Linked DNA regions of Homo sapiens: region 1 is linked to region 2. A link is an interaction called in ENCODE POLR2A ChIA-PET data of the cell type or tissue named here. Cell type or tissue: B cell. All regions are shown on one strand. Each heading gives the region's core, and the rest is flanking DNA. Links, peaks and the distances in the headings are about the cores only. Region 1 overlaps PREPL (prolyl endopeptidase like). Region 2 overlaps PPM1B (protein phosphatase, Mg2+/Mn2+ dependent 1B).

The links. Peaks named below come from ENCODE experiments on the same cell type or tissue, not always from the same donor. Only the 100,000 strongest peaks of a DNase experiment are listed, where the experiment ranks them.
Region 1: POLR2A ChIA-PET joins it to region 2 with 5 read pairs; 5 of 35 experiments call an interaction of 5 or more read pairs at or near these places.

What each region holds. Positions count from the first base shown.
Region 1 is chr2:44,335,854-44,343,792 of GRCh38, forward strand. PREPL (prolyl endopeptidase like) reads right to left here. Exons shown (of 14, transcript NM_001171613.2): 4 at 7,892-7,939; 5 at 6,564-6,699; 6 at 3,294-3,510; 7 at 2,498-2,683. Among named protein-coding and RNA genes, the nearest start is that of PREPL, 22 kb to the right of the region's middle. In B cell, for the core only: no CTCF peak of the experiment used is centred there; no DNase peak of the experiment used is centred there.
Region 2 is chr2:44,170,634-44,178,572 of GRCh38, forward strand. The region is part of intron 1 of PPM1B (protein phosphatase, Mg2+/Mn2+ dependent 1B); the gene reads left to right. Among named protein-coding and RNA genes, the nearest start is that of PPM1B, 5.7 kb to the left of the region's middle. In B cell, for the core only: no CTCF peak of the experiment used is centred there; no DNase peak of the experiment used is centred there; H3K27ac peaks cover 1,772 bases.

The sequences.
Region 1 (7,939 bases), core at 2,087-4,586, 160 kb after region 2:
AACAGAAAAAAACCCCAACACCATAAAAAAGTGGGCAAAGGACATGAACAGATATTTTTAAAAGAAGACATACATGCAGCCAACAAGCATATGAAAAAAATGCTCAACATCACTAACCATTAGAGGAATGCAAATCTAAACCACAACGAGATACCATCTCACATCAGTTAGAATGACTGTAGTTAAAAAGTCAAAATATAACAGATGCTGGTGAGGCTGTAGAAAAAAGGGAAAGCTTATACACTGCTAGTGGAAATGTAAGTTCAGCCACTGTGGAAAGCAGTTTGGGAATTTCTCAAAGAATGTAAAACAGAACTACTATTTGACTCAGCAATCCCATTATTGGATATATAACCAAAGGAATACAAATCGCTCTACCATAAAGACACATGCACACATTATGTTCATCACAATAGCAAAGACATGGAATCAACCTAAATGTCCATCAATGATAGACTGGATACAGAAAATGTGGTACATATATACCATAGAATACTACACAGCCATAAAAAAGAGATAATGTTCTTTGCAGCAACATGGATGAAGCTGGAGGCCATTATCCTAAGCAAGCCAACAGAGGAACAGAAAATCAAACACCCCATGTTCTCACTTATAAGTGGGAGCTAAACATTGTGTCCACATGGACACAAGGAAGAGAATAACAGACACTGGGGCCTACCTGAGGGTTGAAGGAGGGTGAGGATTGAAAAACTACCTATTGGGTACTATACTTATTACCTGGGTGACAAAATAATACGTATATCAAACCCCTGTGGCAGACAATTTATCTATTAAACCAACCTGCACATGTACCCCTGAAAGTAAAAGTTAAAAAAAAAGAAATGCTATCTAAAATAATAATATTAAAATTTTTAAAATTAGCAAGTGAAAAGAAATACTTTGCACTCCAGCAGATGAAGACAATAAGGACATCCCTCCAAGTCAGTCACCATTTTGGTTTTAGGACACTTACATAGTGTTCTAAGAGACTGGACATTACATTTGATCTTTTGATTTTAGGGAGTAGCTGGAGATTTCAGTTATTTCAGGCCCTTGTTATTTCTTATTTATACCAATAAAACAATCTCAAAACTAGCTTCCTGCCCCTTACTTCTTTTTGGTTTAGTGTATCCTAATATGGCTGCCACTCCTCAAACCATTCCCCTGCTCAAAAACTTCAAATGTTACCTTTCATAATTAATAAATTCCTCATATTGACACTCACAAAAAGTCAAATCATGACTTCATCCCCCAGAAATGTATAGCGCTTTAATAAAACAGAATAATTAACAGTTTCCTGAACATTTTCTGAATGTCAGAGCATACAGCTTCATTTGATGGCTTTCTCATCTTGGAATACCATCCCCTCTCCACCTGTCAAAATCCTATCTCTCTTCTCTGGTTTATTTCACATTCAACCAACTTTACCAAAAGCTTTCCTGGGCCTTCTTCTCTAGTTTGAGCCCCACAGCACATTTTATGTTTTTGATACTACTTATTCAAATCCATGATACACTTAACCTTTATGTACTAGTTTAATCTTGTGATTAACTATATCTTCCTTAAGGCTAGGATATTCTGCTTTAACAGCTTTCGATTCTATAATGCCCGATACAGTATTGTGCACATGAAAGTTCAATAAAAAGCCACTGAATTGACTGAAATTGCATTTTTACAGGAGTTTTAAGAATATTGGAGTTAGGGAGGTATAAATGGTCTATGCTGTTTGCTCATCAACTGGCTCAGTAACTCTTTTCATATCAAACAAAATGGAAGCCATCCTCTTCCCTTCAGTGCCTACTACCTCAACTCACATGTTAATGCTGCTTTAAAACTAGGCAATAAGGTTGTCATTCACCAATTTTAGGAAGTTCACTTGTGAAGGCAGGTTATCTTTCCTGGTAGCCACAAGCAGTATCAACTAGTCAGCTTGCCAAGCAGTCTTGCCACTATTAGCCTTCTGTGCTGCTGTGGAGACCACTGCTACTCCTACACTGAAAGAAACCAAAGTTTGTTCCCTGCATCCCCTGCGGATAAGAAAACTGGCAGACAGAAGATGATGCAGACAAAAGCATGTAGTGGCTAAAAACACAGTGGATACCACTACTGTCCCTGTTGGGGATGTGGGATGGGGGAACAGCAGTCAGTGTTTAGGCACTAGCTACCAACTTTGGCCTGAGTTTTTACTATATCTCAAGTTGCAGAGATATGTGAGGTAGAGAGATATACAGAAAGAGAAATATTAGCACTCAACTCTACTTGTGAAGTCCATGCCATAAGACACTATCTTAAGTAAAACTGCATAAAAAGCAAGATCCTCTAAGTAATTCTAAGATAACCCTCCTAAACCCAAGAGTGACTTTGCTAAATTCCATTTAAGTTACATTCCTTTCAAGAAAAAGAACACTGCTGCCACTATTCAAAATGTGATGTTCTGTTAAGCTAAACTGCATAAATATTTTGATTAACAGTATTAACTTCTGAAAATTAAACATACCTTTAGAGACCGAACTGAATCATCAGCCAGACCAATCACATTAACATAAAGGAGATTGCTGTGCTTCAGAAATAGAACACAGTGATCCTTAAACATGTCCAAGTCTATCACTTTTGTATTTCTCTTCATTGTAAAAAATAAATCCCAATTCATAATTGCAGGGGTATCAGCCGCTGTTCTCATTAGCTACGTGGAACAAAGTTAGAAGACATATAGGTAAGAAAACACGAAGGCTGCAGCATCCAGAGATGCAATCACTGAGAACTAGACCATACTAGTCCTCACTGTTTTATGAAGAGCTGAAGGAACTAACGCTGCATCAGGGATAAAGTGTGACCATCAACCATATGAATGAGTCCTGACTAGCCTGCTGGGTGGTGAGACAGTATATCCAGTGCTTAGCCAACCACTGGACATTTGAGTGAGGGCACTGACAGCTAGCTGACTACAGATACATCAGTGAGCTTAGCTGATATCAGCAGAAGAACTGCCTAGCTGAGATCAATCCAAATTGCCAACTCATAAAATCACGAGTTTGTAAGTTTGCTCTTTTAAGCTACTAAGTTTGATTTTGTTAACATAAACTCAGGACAGAATATGTTTTATTTACTAACTTTTTAGGCACAATTAAAATATGTAGAGGCATTAGCTCTAAGGGAAAAGAAATGGGATTGGTTATACATAGGAAGGTGGCATCAATTTATAAAACAATGAGCTCTTGGAGCAAGAAATGTTGTTGATCGAAGTGTGACACTTCTTAACAGCCCAAATAGGAACAACGAGCATCCAGGATTACCTTAAATTCTGTAGGTTCTCCAACATTAGTGAGAATGTATAATTCATCATCTCTGTGTTCAACATAGTAAAGGACCCCATGTATTCGCTTCTGGATAAGTACTGGTGGGTCCCAAGGGCTCAGGCCATCTATCAACCACACTTCAGAAGTAGTCTTGTTCATAATATTTATGGTGAGGAAACGACTGTCTTTTGTAAGATAAAGGAAAACAAAGTAGCTAGAGAGAGAGAGAGAGACATGAGATCACAGTTTATTTCAGATGCATGCTACCTTGTTAAGGACAGTATCTCAGAGGTGGTCAGTATACATGTTGATTTATAATGCAGATAGGAAATTAAAATAATTCCTTAGTGAATATCACTTGTAACTTTAACAATTAGCTATTATTTTTCTCATTTTCTCCTAAAGGGCATTCAAAATAATTTACTTCTAACATTTTATCATAAATGTTTTTCAAAAATACAGAAAAGTTGAAAAAACCATCTTGATTCCATCATTGCTAACATTTTGCTACATTTACTTTATTACATATCTATGCACCTATTAATCCATCTTTATTTGGATGCATTTCAAGGTAAACTACAAACGTCATTTCTCAATCACATGAGTAGATAACATAGCTTTTTGCTGAGAAGAGGAAATAAACTTTCTATAGGAGACACAAATAGGGAATAAAAGGGACACGGAGTTATTTTTATTTTCTTCTTTCTCTGCATGCATTTTGGATTTTTTTTTCCTTTCTCCCAGTTTTTACAACAAAATAGAATAGGAAGAAAACCCCTCACAATCTTACTAACGTAACACATTTAAAACATTAACATAGCTATTTTACTTTTTAAATTTTTCCTTCTAAGTTATATTTATATTTCATGTGTGTCTTTAAATAGATGTAATTATAGATACAATTTTTGATTCTGTATTTCTTACTTCATATATCAATTTTCTCCCTACATGAGTTGAAAGTCTTTGTGATTATTATTTTTAAAGGCTACCTAATATTATAACAGGTTTAATGGCTACCTAATATATCATAATTCTTAAAAATTTAGATTTTAATGTTTCATTATAATAAACAATATAACAAGAAACATATTCATGAAGATATTTTCCCCTTCCATGATCTTCACAATTATTTTCCCAAGACAAATTTTTAGAAATGGAAATACTAATTTAATAAGTGTATTTTTATGACTTGATGAATATAATCAAATAATATCCTAGAAGCACTATACTAACATAATGAGTGGCTTTAAATGTTATATTTATATTTTTCCTTATTATAAAAGTAATTTATACTGAAACTACTGAAAAACGTAAAGAATCCCAATGCCCCCAAATAACAACTGCTTATAGTTTGGTAAAATTTCTTCTGTATTGGATCACATTACCATGTTTATTTGTCAATCGTTATTTCTTTTGTGAAATGTGTGTCTATTTTAAACTTTGAATGTAGCTTAAATTATTAGTATGTAAATAGCTCTTTAAAAATTAAGAATATTGGCTGGGCACAGTGGCTCACAACTGTAATCCCAGCACTCTGGGAGGCCAAAGCTGGCAGATCACCTGAGATCAGGAGTTCAAGACCACCCTGGCCAACATGGTGAAACCCCGTCTCCACAAAAAATACAAAAATTAGCCAGGCATGGTGGCAGGTGCCTGTAATCCCAGCTACTTGGGAGGCTGAGGTAGAAGAATCACTTGAACCTGGGACGCAGAGGTTGCAGTGAGCTGAGATTGCGCCACTGCACTCCAGTCTGGGTGACAGAGTGAGACTCTGTTTCAAAAAAAAAAAAAAAAAATTAAGAACATTAACTTGTCTTTTTGTTGAAAACACTTTCCTCCATTTTGTTACCTAGATTTTAACTATTTACAATAGTTTTTGTGGTTTTTGACTTGAGTTTAATATTTTACGTAATCGAGACTGCTACTACCCTTTGTAATTTCTTATATTGATTTTATGTTTCAAAAATATTCCAACCAAGCTGACTAAAAAGCTTATATTTTCATCTTATTAAAAAATTATTTTTCTCAATGGGTTCTTTAAATCTCTTAGGAATGTATGCTGACATATACAATGATGAAAATTATTTTTTCCCAAATAGTATTTCCCATTGCATTATAAAATAACACCGATTCATTTTTCATTAGTTTGTGATGCCTTTTATCATATAAATTTTCACATAGACTAGGATCTATGTTTTAGAGTTATTCTAAGCTCTATTATTTGTCTATCAATTTGTATTATTTTTACTGTTATTGCTTTATATGCTTTAATATATAATTGTAGGGCAAGTCCCCTACCCTACTTTGCTCTTTATTTTCAACACTTTCTTCGCTGTTTTTATATATTTTTGTTTGCTTAGTTTGGTGATGACAAATTAAAAATAAACTACTTGACCAAATAGTTGTTAGATATGTGGTTACAGGAAGTGAGAACACAAGTGGCTCTAGGGTAAAATGTGTCTAAGAGAATATACGAAATATAAAGAACTAGACATTAATCTTTTTTTCCAATTATTTCTATCGACAATTATTTTTAAATTTAAAATGTATTATAAAAATAATAATGCTTATTACAAAAAGAAAAAAAGAAAAGTAAAAAAAAAACCATTGTTAGTACTTTGGGTGTATTTCCTTTCAATCTTTTAAAAATGCATCTTTTTTCCTTGATACCCAATTGAAACCATAGCATATATTTAATTTTTTCACCTAGCACAATAATACATTTTTGAGTTAGTTTTAATTTATAATTTAGTAGCAACACATACTTTAAATTCTTCTATATATTACTAAGAATTTAATGGTTAAAAGGTACTCAACAATCATCAGGAACAAGGGGTTTTAGTTTGAAAGAGAGATACCTATCTAAGTATATACCATTTATTTAAGCAATAGATACTGACTAAATAGCACTATACAAACCTGGCACCCTGCTTATCAATTAAGATGCAAAGGTGAAACAGACTCAGTCTGTTCACAATCTAGCAGTTCTAGGTCATCTTTATGAATTTACATGAATGAACTATGTTGTAATTCACAAAATCAATTTCAGTTTTTAATAAAATATTAGTGATATATCTGTATTTACTCTGATTTTGAATATTACCAGACTCCAATTTTGAATACAAACAACTAATAAAAGAATGATCGTTTTAGCCTTATTATTCCTGGTTCCAACCAAAATAAACGTTTTAAGTCAACCAAAGTCAGTACTTTAAATAACTGGAGGAAGGTTCTGGAGAGAAAGATTTAATTATATTATTCTAGTACCTTGGGTCTTTTTCTGTGTAAAAGCGTTCATTACGTTTGTTATCACCAAAAGTGGCTCGATATACGTCATGACAGCGAAGGTTCCTCTGGAAGGTGTAGAATAAAACATCTTCATCTTCCTCGTCCTTTACCCATTCTGAAAGAAAATAATGAGATAATTATACATAATCACCTACACTCCATTAAAAAAAAAAAAAAAGCACAGCACATTCTAATTTTGAATGCCAGTGAGAACATGTGCAAGTTTATCCCTGGAAATCTAAATATTTGACTGTATCTAATCTGTGCTGTATATAAGCCAGAGAGCTTTCCTGAGAATAAACCACTACTACACCATTCCAAGGTTTCAAGTAGTTATCAGTCTCAGGGTACTCAGGTTTCTAAATAAGAGCTAAATGCTCAATATTTAGGAAAGACATTGGTAAAGTCACATTTGCTTTTAGGAGGTGAATTCCGTCTCAATCTACAACTTGAAACTGTAAGTCTGAAGGAATATTGCATCTTTCTCTCATGTGTAAACCTTCTCTGTCTGCTTTCAAGCCACAGGATATCTCCAACTACCAAACACAATTTAATGCTGATTCTTGATCCCACCAGAAGCTGTCAACAGAAGTTTGCACACAATTACACCATGACTGCCACCTGGCTGACAGTGATTGTAAGTCATCATTGTATAATATGCACCATGATTTTAAAGGTTATAAAATGTACAAAATATATGTCTTAGAATTCAATAGTTAGGGTATAATTTCAATTCACTGCAACAACATTTAGTTAAACAATGGAGAAAATGATGGCTGAAAATGAAAAGGGAGGACAAAATGTAACATATGTACCACTCAATGATAAATTTAAAGTTAGTTCTATTACTAAAAATGTCACAGCTTCCATTGATAAACAGGTTAGTTCAACACATACCAAGTTCTTTGGTAGTGACTTTATGCTGTAACAGCTCTATAAGATAACATGAAATTAAAAAAATACATTCAAGCTTAAAGTTGAATAAAATATTAAGATGCAACTTACGTGTAAAAATTTATTCTAGATAATAATTTGGCAAATAATTCTGATAAATCAAAACATATTGTATGACATGGACTCTAATTATAACACTTTTAAAAACATGAGTATTTTAAAATTACCCATCTAGATATATAATTAAATAAGGGAAGGTCTCCTGAATAAGAGGTACATAGGAAGATGTATAGTCCATAGGGATACATGAATCAGGCATTCACCTTCTCCCTCCCTCACATGCGACAAAAAAATGTTTCAAAAGTGTTACCGTTGCCTTTCAACACAGAGGACTATTTTGGTTGGTGGCTTACCAAAACTGGACACATTCGGGAAAGAAGCTTCCATTACGGGCTGATCGC
Region 2 (7,939 bases), core at 2,982-5,481:
TTCATTTACTTTCTCTGTTGTGCAATAGCAAAGTTCCTATTGTTGGCCTACTTTTAAATGGGGCATTTCTAAGTAAATAGTGAGACAAGTTATTCTAATTATTATGATAGTCTTTTCCAAGTGTACAGGCCTTTTAAAAATATAGTTGAAGTAATGGTAATTTTTTAAGGAAATGTTTTTGTAGGTCTGCCAAATGGACAGTGTGTTGTTCTAATCGAAATTTTAAAATTAAGTATTTAGAACAGAATATTTTAGTCCACACATTTTCAGGGATAATCTTTATTTTGTGCTTCTTCTCTCAATGCCTTCTTTGTCTTTTTTTTTGTCTTAATGGTTGTTGTGTTTTCGCCTCTTCATTTGTTTTTGCTCTCATGAAGTCTTACAACAGTTTCTGCAGTGGTTCTTTTTGTTGCTGTATATTAGCACGAGTATTTTTATTTGAGCTTTCATACTGTAAGATTTCCCCAGTTTCTAGTACATTATCCTCTGGATTTGTTGAAGTGATTGTTCTCTTTGAAGTGACCAGCAGAGCTTTCAACACCGTTTTCTTACACTGGGTGTCTGATTTCTGTGAAGACTCTAGGAATAGGTGAAAGGCCTTTCAATTTAGTCATGTCAGTAAATACTGTTTTATGTTAGTAATTCACCTAATTACTAAATTCCTTAAGATTACATCATCTGAAGGAATAGTGTAGTGTCCAAGTAACTGTGCTTCTAAGAACAGCTGATTCACAGGTTGACAGGGTCAGAAAAAGTGGCTCTTGTTGAAAGTTATCTTTTCTATAACAAACATTTTTTATGGAATCTTTTGAATTAAAATATGATGCTGATTATGTCTTGGCAGTCTTGGAAGCTTAGAATTGGCCACGGTATCACTTAGTGATTGTGGTGATTCATTAAAAAGAGGCTATATAGGCCAGGTGCGGTGGCTCATGCCTGTAATCTCAGCACTTTGGGAGGCTGAGGCGTGTGGATCACTTGAGGTTAGGAGTTCATGACCAGCCTGGCCAACATGGTGAAACACCATCTCTACTGAAAATACAAAAATTAGCCAGGTGCGGTGGCGCGTGCTTGTAATCCCAGCTACTCAGGAGGATGAGGCAGGAGAATCACTTGGACTCACGAGGTGGAGGTTGCAGTGAGCCGAGATTGTGCCACTGCACTCTAGCCTGGGTGCCAGAGTAAGACTCTGTCTCAAAAAAAAAAAAAAAAAAAAAAAGCTGTATTTCATGAATATTTTTATATGTAACTATTTTAAAGTATTTTGTGACATTACCTAGCATAGAAAGTAGTTAAGTAGTATAATTCTAACTCTCGCTTTTAAAAATGCAACATACAGTATTTTATATTTTCTGTGAAATATGCCTTTCACAATTCACTGATTTTAGTAAAAATTAGCAAACAAATAACTGGTGGCATCAGAATAATAAAAGTTTGTTTAATCCAAAATTATAATAGCAAAATTTATTCAAGTAATAGCATAAAATGTGAAATCATGATTATGGTAAGATAATTTTCAGGAGTATGATATTCCTGAATTTTCAGTTATTCTTCACACTGTACCTGATTTCTTTTTGTTTTTCCCTTGCTGAATTAATTTCAGAATTGGAATGAAATGGAATACTGCTATTATATTAGCAGCTTTAAAGTTTTATTGTAAAATGTATCGTATATTAGCAGAATTGATGGTTAAGTGTACTGACATTTCACTATGCTATACTCAAACATTGATGGTGAAATAGAGTTTTGGGAACTATTTAATTTTTGTAGTTTGTAGTTGGCTGTCATAAAATTTGCAGAATGACAGAACTGATCATCAGCTTCTAGTGGCTGATCTAACAAGAACAGGTGAAGAAAAAGGTACATGAGCTTCATAATGTGTATTTTTTCTTTGTTTTTGTTGGTGTTTACTTACATCAATACATTGAGTTAAAAAAATGGGTTTTCATCTTTTGGATTAATTTAAGTATGCTAAAGCCATTTTAGAATCTTTACAAGTAAAATGTTTCTAGGCCGGGCACAGTGGCTCACTCCTGTCCCAACATTTTGGGAGGCTGAGGCAGATGGATTGTTTGAGACCAGCCTGGGCAACATAGCAAGACCCTGTCTCTACAAAAAATAAAGTTAGCTGGGCTTGGTGGTGTGTGCACCTGTAGTTAGCTGCTTGGGAGGCTGAGGTGGGAGGATCGCTTGAGCCAGGGAGGTCAAAGCTGCAGCGAGCTGTGATTGCACCAGTTTGCTCCAGCCTGGATGACAGAGTGAAACCACGCCTCTATTTTTTAAAAAATTCTGATGTGACTTAATCTCTTTGTGTCCATTTGATTTGAGATGATTGACACTTTTGAACATTTCCATCCATATTCCTTTTCTTAAAGACTACCTAGAAGACTAACAAGCGTGGCCAGGCGTGGTGGCTCACGCCCATAATCCCAGCACTTTGGGAAGCCAAGGCAGGCAGATCACTTGAGAACAGCCTGGCCTGGCCAACGTGGTAAAACCCAGTCCCTACTAAAAATACAGAATTTAGCCAGGTGTACTGGCCGGCCAAAAAAGACTAACAGACCAGATACTGGAATCAGCGTTATGGTGAAAAGAACCCTTTACTAAATTCTTGATGATGTTACAAAATTTTCCAAAAGTGTAATCTATATAGTGTATTTATTTCTCAGAGTATTTAAAGATTTTGAGATTTAGTTTTTAGTAACATATAACATCCTAGGAAACATAAATACTGTACAATAACTTATATACTTTTTTTCTTTTTAGTTTTCTTTTTTCATTTCTTTTTTGCCCCTCGAGATCTCATACTTCGTAGTTTTCCTTCAAATTACAGGGTGCTTTATTTCTCCCCTTTGGTTTAACTTTAATAACAACCATAAACACTTTACTTCTGAATTAATGGTAAACCATGACACAGAAGAGTGCTTAAATACATTTTTTTCTTTTTGTTTTACTATAACTAATCACATCTACAATATCTTGTTATTGCTTGGCATAACATATACCTTTTATAATAATACTCTTCATGGCCGGGCACAGTGGCTCATGCCTGTAATCCCAGTACTTTGGGAGCCCGAGGTTGGTGAATCACTTGAGGTCAGGAGTTCGAGACTAGCCTGGCCAACATGATGAAACCCTGTCTTTACCAAAAAATACAAAAATTAGCCGGGTGTGGTGGCACATGCCTGTAGTCCCAGCTACCCCGGAGGCTGTGGTGGAGAATTGCTTGTACCCGAGAGGTGAAGGTTGTAGTAAGCCAAGATCACGCCACTGCACTCCAGATTGGGCGAAAGAGTGAGACCCTGTCTCGAAACAAAAATAATAATACTCTTTGTAATAACTTGTTTAACCTCAAGAACCTTGTAGCTTAATCAATTGTAGTATTTTAATTTGTTAGTTCATATATTATACATTTGACATGGTTTATAACATTTAAAACACACTTTACTAATTTAAAACTTTTGATTTATCACACAGTTTAATATTAACTTGTAAATATAAAATGGATTCAAACTTTTCTCTTGGAGAATGTTTAAGTATCATCAGTATTCTATTTTTTAGCTTTAAATTGATTCATTTCTTGAAAATTAAAAATCTTAAAGTTTAGAAACATAACACTTCTTGGAAAATTGTTTTGCATCCTTGTGAACAAAAGAAGATCCAGTTAAATCCGATCTCATACTTAGAGGAGACAGACAAACTTTGGAAGCCATGTATTGACTATTAAGGAACTTGTCTTTCTCTTAGAGATGGTACCAATTACTGGTAGTGATATAGGGAGGATAAGACTTGTCTCTAGGATTGCTGTGATTATTGTCTACGTAGAATGGCCTTCACTTCAGAATCAGTTGTGAATGAAAAGTACATTTGTGTGCTAGAAATAGGAAAAAACCTTGTCTTTTATAGAAAACTTTTAAAATGCAGTTATGTTATCAGGTAGATTCAAACGTATAATATACAAGAAAATAAAACAAATGAATAAGTGTTGTTTGCCAGAGAAGAAGCAGTTCTGATCAATAATATGTAGAGTAATTTGTAAGAGTTTGAAGGCTTGCGAAGCGCTTTTAAGCCTGAGAGTAATGTCAACTCATTTTTAAATCTAATCGCATTTTATTTTCTTGATTGTAGGTATCAAGAGCACTCCTCGCATTGAAAAGGGCTGGTTACTGGATGTTCTTATGAGTAGGAGAATCTAGAAGTGTCAGCATGGGTGTTTAACCTATTTGGGCAGTGTTTTTCCTTTTCCTTGTTCTGACTAAAGCATTTATCTCTGAGGTGGGGAAATGGCATTTTCTGTTGAACACAGGTGGCCTTTCTTAGTCCCTTAAAAAGAGGACATGACTGGGCCTGGTGGCTCACGCCTATAATCCTAGCACTTTGGGAGGCCGAGGTGGGCGGATTGTCTGAGCTCAGGAGTTCGAGACCAGCCTGGCAGCACGGTGAAACCCCATCTCTACTAAAATACAGAAAATTAGCTGGGTGTGGCGGCATGTGCCTGTAATCCTAGCTACTCAGGAGGCTGAGACAGGAGAATCGCTTGAACCCAGGAGGTGGAGGTTCAACCCAGCTGAAATCGCGCCACTGCATTCCAGCCTGGGCAAAAGTGAGACTCCGTCTCAAAAAAAACAAAAGTGGGGGTGGGGGAACATAATTAATTCAAAGCACTCCAAATGTTAAGATTATATAGGAGATTTTGTTGAGCTTTGGGAGGCTTTCTGCTTTTATTTACTCTGAGCTACCAACCCACTGAGAAGTAAAGAATTCAGAACAGTCTAATAGTATTTAGTCTGTAACCCTCCAGCCAATTCTTATGTTCACTGAGTGCCTTCTGTGTGCAAAGGCCCCCATTTCATGCCAGTATCTGAACAAAACAGACAAAATCCCAAATCCTTGTCGTTGACGATCTTGCATTCTGTTAACCAGCAACTCACAGTTTACATTACAGCTGAACTCCTTATGTGGCTGGCTTAAAAACTTGAGTGGAAGATTTGGGGTGTGTGTGTTTTGTACACTAAACTTAAAAGCTGTGATTAGAGCTTTACTATTTTTAACAAAAGGAAAGGAAGAGGTTTTCTGTAATTGGATAAAAACTAGACTGAAAAGAGGAAAGAGGAAATATTGTTGTGCCTTAGAGAAAGACATTGGTTTGAGATTTTTTTTTTTTTTTTTTGAGACGGAGTCTCACTCTGTCACCCAGGCTGGAGTGCAGTGGTATGATCTCGGCTCACTGCAACCTCCGCCTCCCAGGTTCAGACAATTCTCCTGCCTCAGTCTCCCGAGTAGCTGGGATCACAGGCATGCACCACCACACCTGGCTAATTTTTGTACTTTTAGTAGAGATGGGGTTTCACTATGTTGGTCATGCTGGTCTGGAACTCCTGACCTCATGATCCACCTGCCTCGGCCTCCCCAAGTGCTGGGATTACAGGCGTGAGTCACCATGCCCTGCCTGGTTTAAGATTAAAAGATGACCCAAAGAGAGAAAAAGAGATCCCTGCATTAGACAGACATGAGGGAAATTTGGGGCCTTCAGGTGTTTCCATTTACTGTACATCCTTGGATAGATGAGTTCCTGGAAAGGAGGATGGGAGTAAAGGTGGAACAATAGGAGAAGGGTGAACAGGATTTTTTAAGTCTGATTTAAATAATTGGGATATACCTATAAAATATATGTTGTCATTTATGTTTAAAAAGCTTTCTGTTCTTACGTGAGTATAGCTGAAGGATTAGTGGTTGACCAATAGTGCCTGGTACTGATTTGTAATGGCTACTTTTGTGCTCTTAGCAAAGATGGCTAATGGAGCCAATTTGTCTCTTGGTTTATTGTGCACAACTTGGTCTATATATTTATCACTGCTTCTCCTTCCATAGCTTTGTTGTATTACTTAACGTCGTGCCTTTGTTTTTTCTGCATGTGAGATGGGCGTATTGCACTTAGATGTGTGAAGCAGGTGCTTAATTTTTGCTTTCTGTTCTTTCTATTGCTTTCCTACTGAACCAGTTTGGTAAAGAGGCCTCTTCTTCAGTTTATACAAACATTGCAAACTTAAGCATAAAAGATCTTTCATCTTTTTGTTCTTATTTTAATGCTTGGTGGTCTTGTGCTTTCATTTATGAGTCAGTTTCATTTGATCTTCATTGCTAAAGTGAATCAAGATTGATTTTTTTAATTTTAAAGCAAATCAACCAACTGGCTGGGGTGCAGTGGTGCAATCTCGGCTCATTGCAGCCGCCACCTCCCAGTTCAAGCGATTCTCCTGCCTCAGCCTCCCAAGTAGCTGGGATTACAGGCCTGCGGCACCACGCCCAGCTAATTTTGTATTTTTCGTAGAGACGGGGTTTCACCATGTTGGCCAAGCTGGTCTCAAACTCCTGACCTCAGGTGATCTGCCCGCCTCAGCCTTCCAAAGTGCTGGGATTACAGGCATGAGCCACCGTGCCCGGCCTAGTTTCATTTTTAATGTATTTTTGTAATTCTGTTACTTTATCAAAATGCTGATATGCAAGAGAACTTGAAATTTTGGAATATATTAAATTTAGTACTGTAATTCAGACCAGATTCATTAAGTTGTTCAACATTTGGCCATCTATCTTAGATTTAAAAATAACCAAAAACAACCTTACTTGAATTTAAAAAAATTATCTCTTGTAACTGGTTTTGTTTATATAATCTAACATTTTATTAAGTCTTTGGTGGTTGCTAGTCCTAAACTTAAGGAAATTGAGTTTGTTTCTATTCATCTGTTCTGGAGTGTTTGGAATTGCAATGTGAAAGTGAAATAACCTTTTTTTTTTTTTTTTTGAGACGGAGTTTTGCTCTTGTTGCCCAGGCTGGAGTGTAGTGGCATGATCTCGGCTCACTGCAGCCTCCGCCTTCAGGTTTTAAGTAATTCTCCTGTCTCAGCCTCGTGAGTAGCTGAGATTACAGGCACGTGCCACCACGCTCAGCTAATTTTTGTATTTTTAGTAGAGACAGGGGTCTCACCATGTTGGCCAGGCTGGTCTCGAACTCCTGACCTCAAGATCTGCCCGCCTCGGCCTCCCAAAGTGCTGGGATTACAGACATGAGCCACCGCGCCCGGCCTACATGTATGTATTTCTAAATAGCATATAGTACTGTTTTAAGAGGTGTATGTACATGACCATATACAGAATTTTTTTTTTTTTTACAATTTGTTCTTGTCACTTAATATTTTTGCAGTTCTTTTTTTGTTCTAGTCCCTTTTTTCCATAGTATTGCATATATATTGCATAGTATTCCATTGTATGATTAGAACAGTTCTTTTTTTTTTTTTTTTTTTAATAAGACAGTCCGGCTCTGTTGCTCAGGCAAGAGTGCAGTGGCTCAATCTTGGCTCACTGCAGCCTTGCCCTCCCAGGCTCCAGTGATCCTCCCACCTCAGCCTCCCAAATACCTGGAACTACAGGCGTGCACCAACACATCTGGCTAATTTTTGTGTTTTTTTTGTAGAGATGAGGTTTCACCATGCTGCCCAGGCTGGCCTCTAATCCCTGAGCTCAAGTGATCCACCTCCTTTGGCCTCCTAAAGTGTTGTGATTACAGGCGTGAGCCACCACAGGCAGCTAGAACACATTTTGTCTAGTCTTTTTTGGAAGGACATTTGGATTATTTTTGTAATTTTAATCAATGGTCTAAAACCATTTACATGCCATATATATATGCGAGAATTTCTCTAGGGAGTAAAATGGCTGAACTGTAGGCCATCCTTATCTTATAGCCCTAACTAGATATTTCCAAAATTCTCTCCAATGTTGCTATACTAATTTATACTCCTACCAGTGGTGTATTTTATATATGTATATATATATATATATATATATTTTTTTTTTTAGACAGAGTTTCGCTCTTGTCACCCAGGCTGGAGTGCAATGATGCAATCTTGGCTCATTGCAACCTCCACTTCCTGGGTTCAAGCGA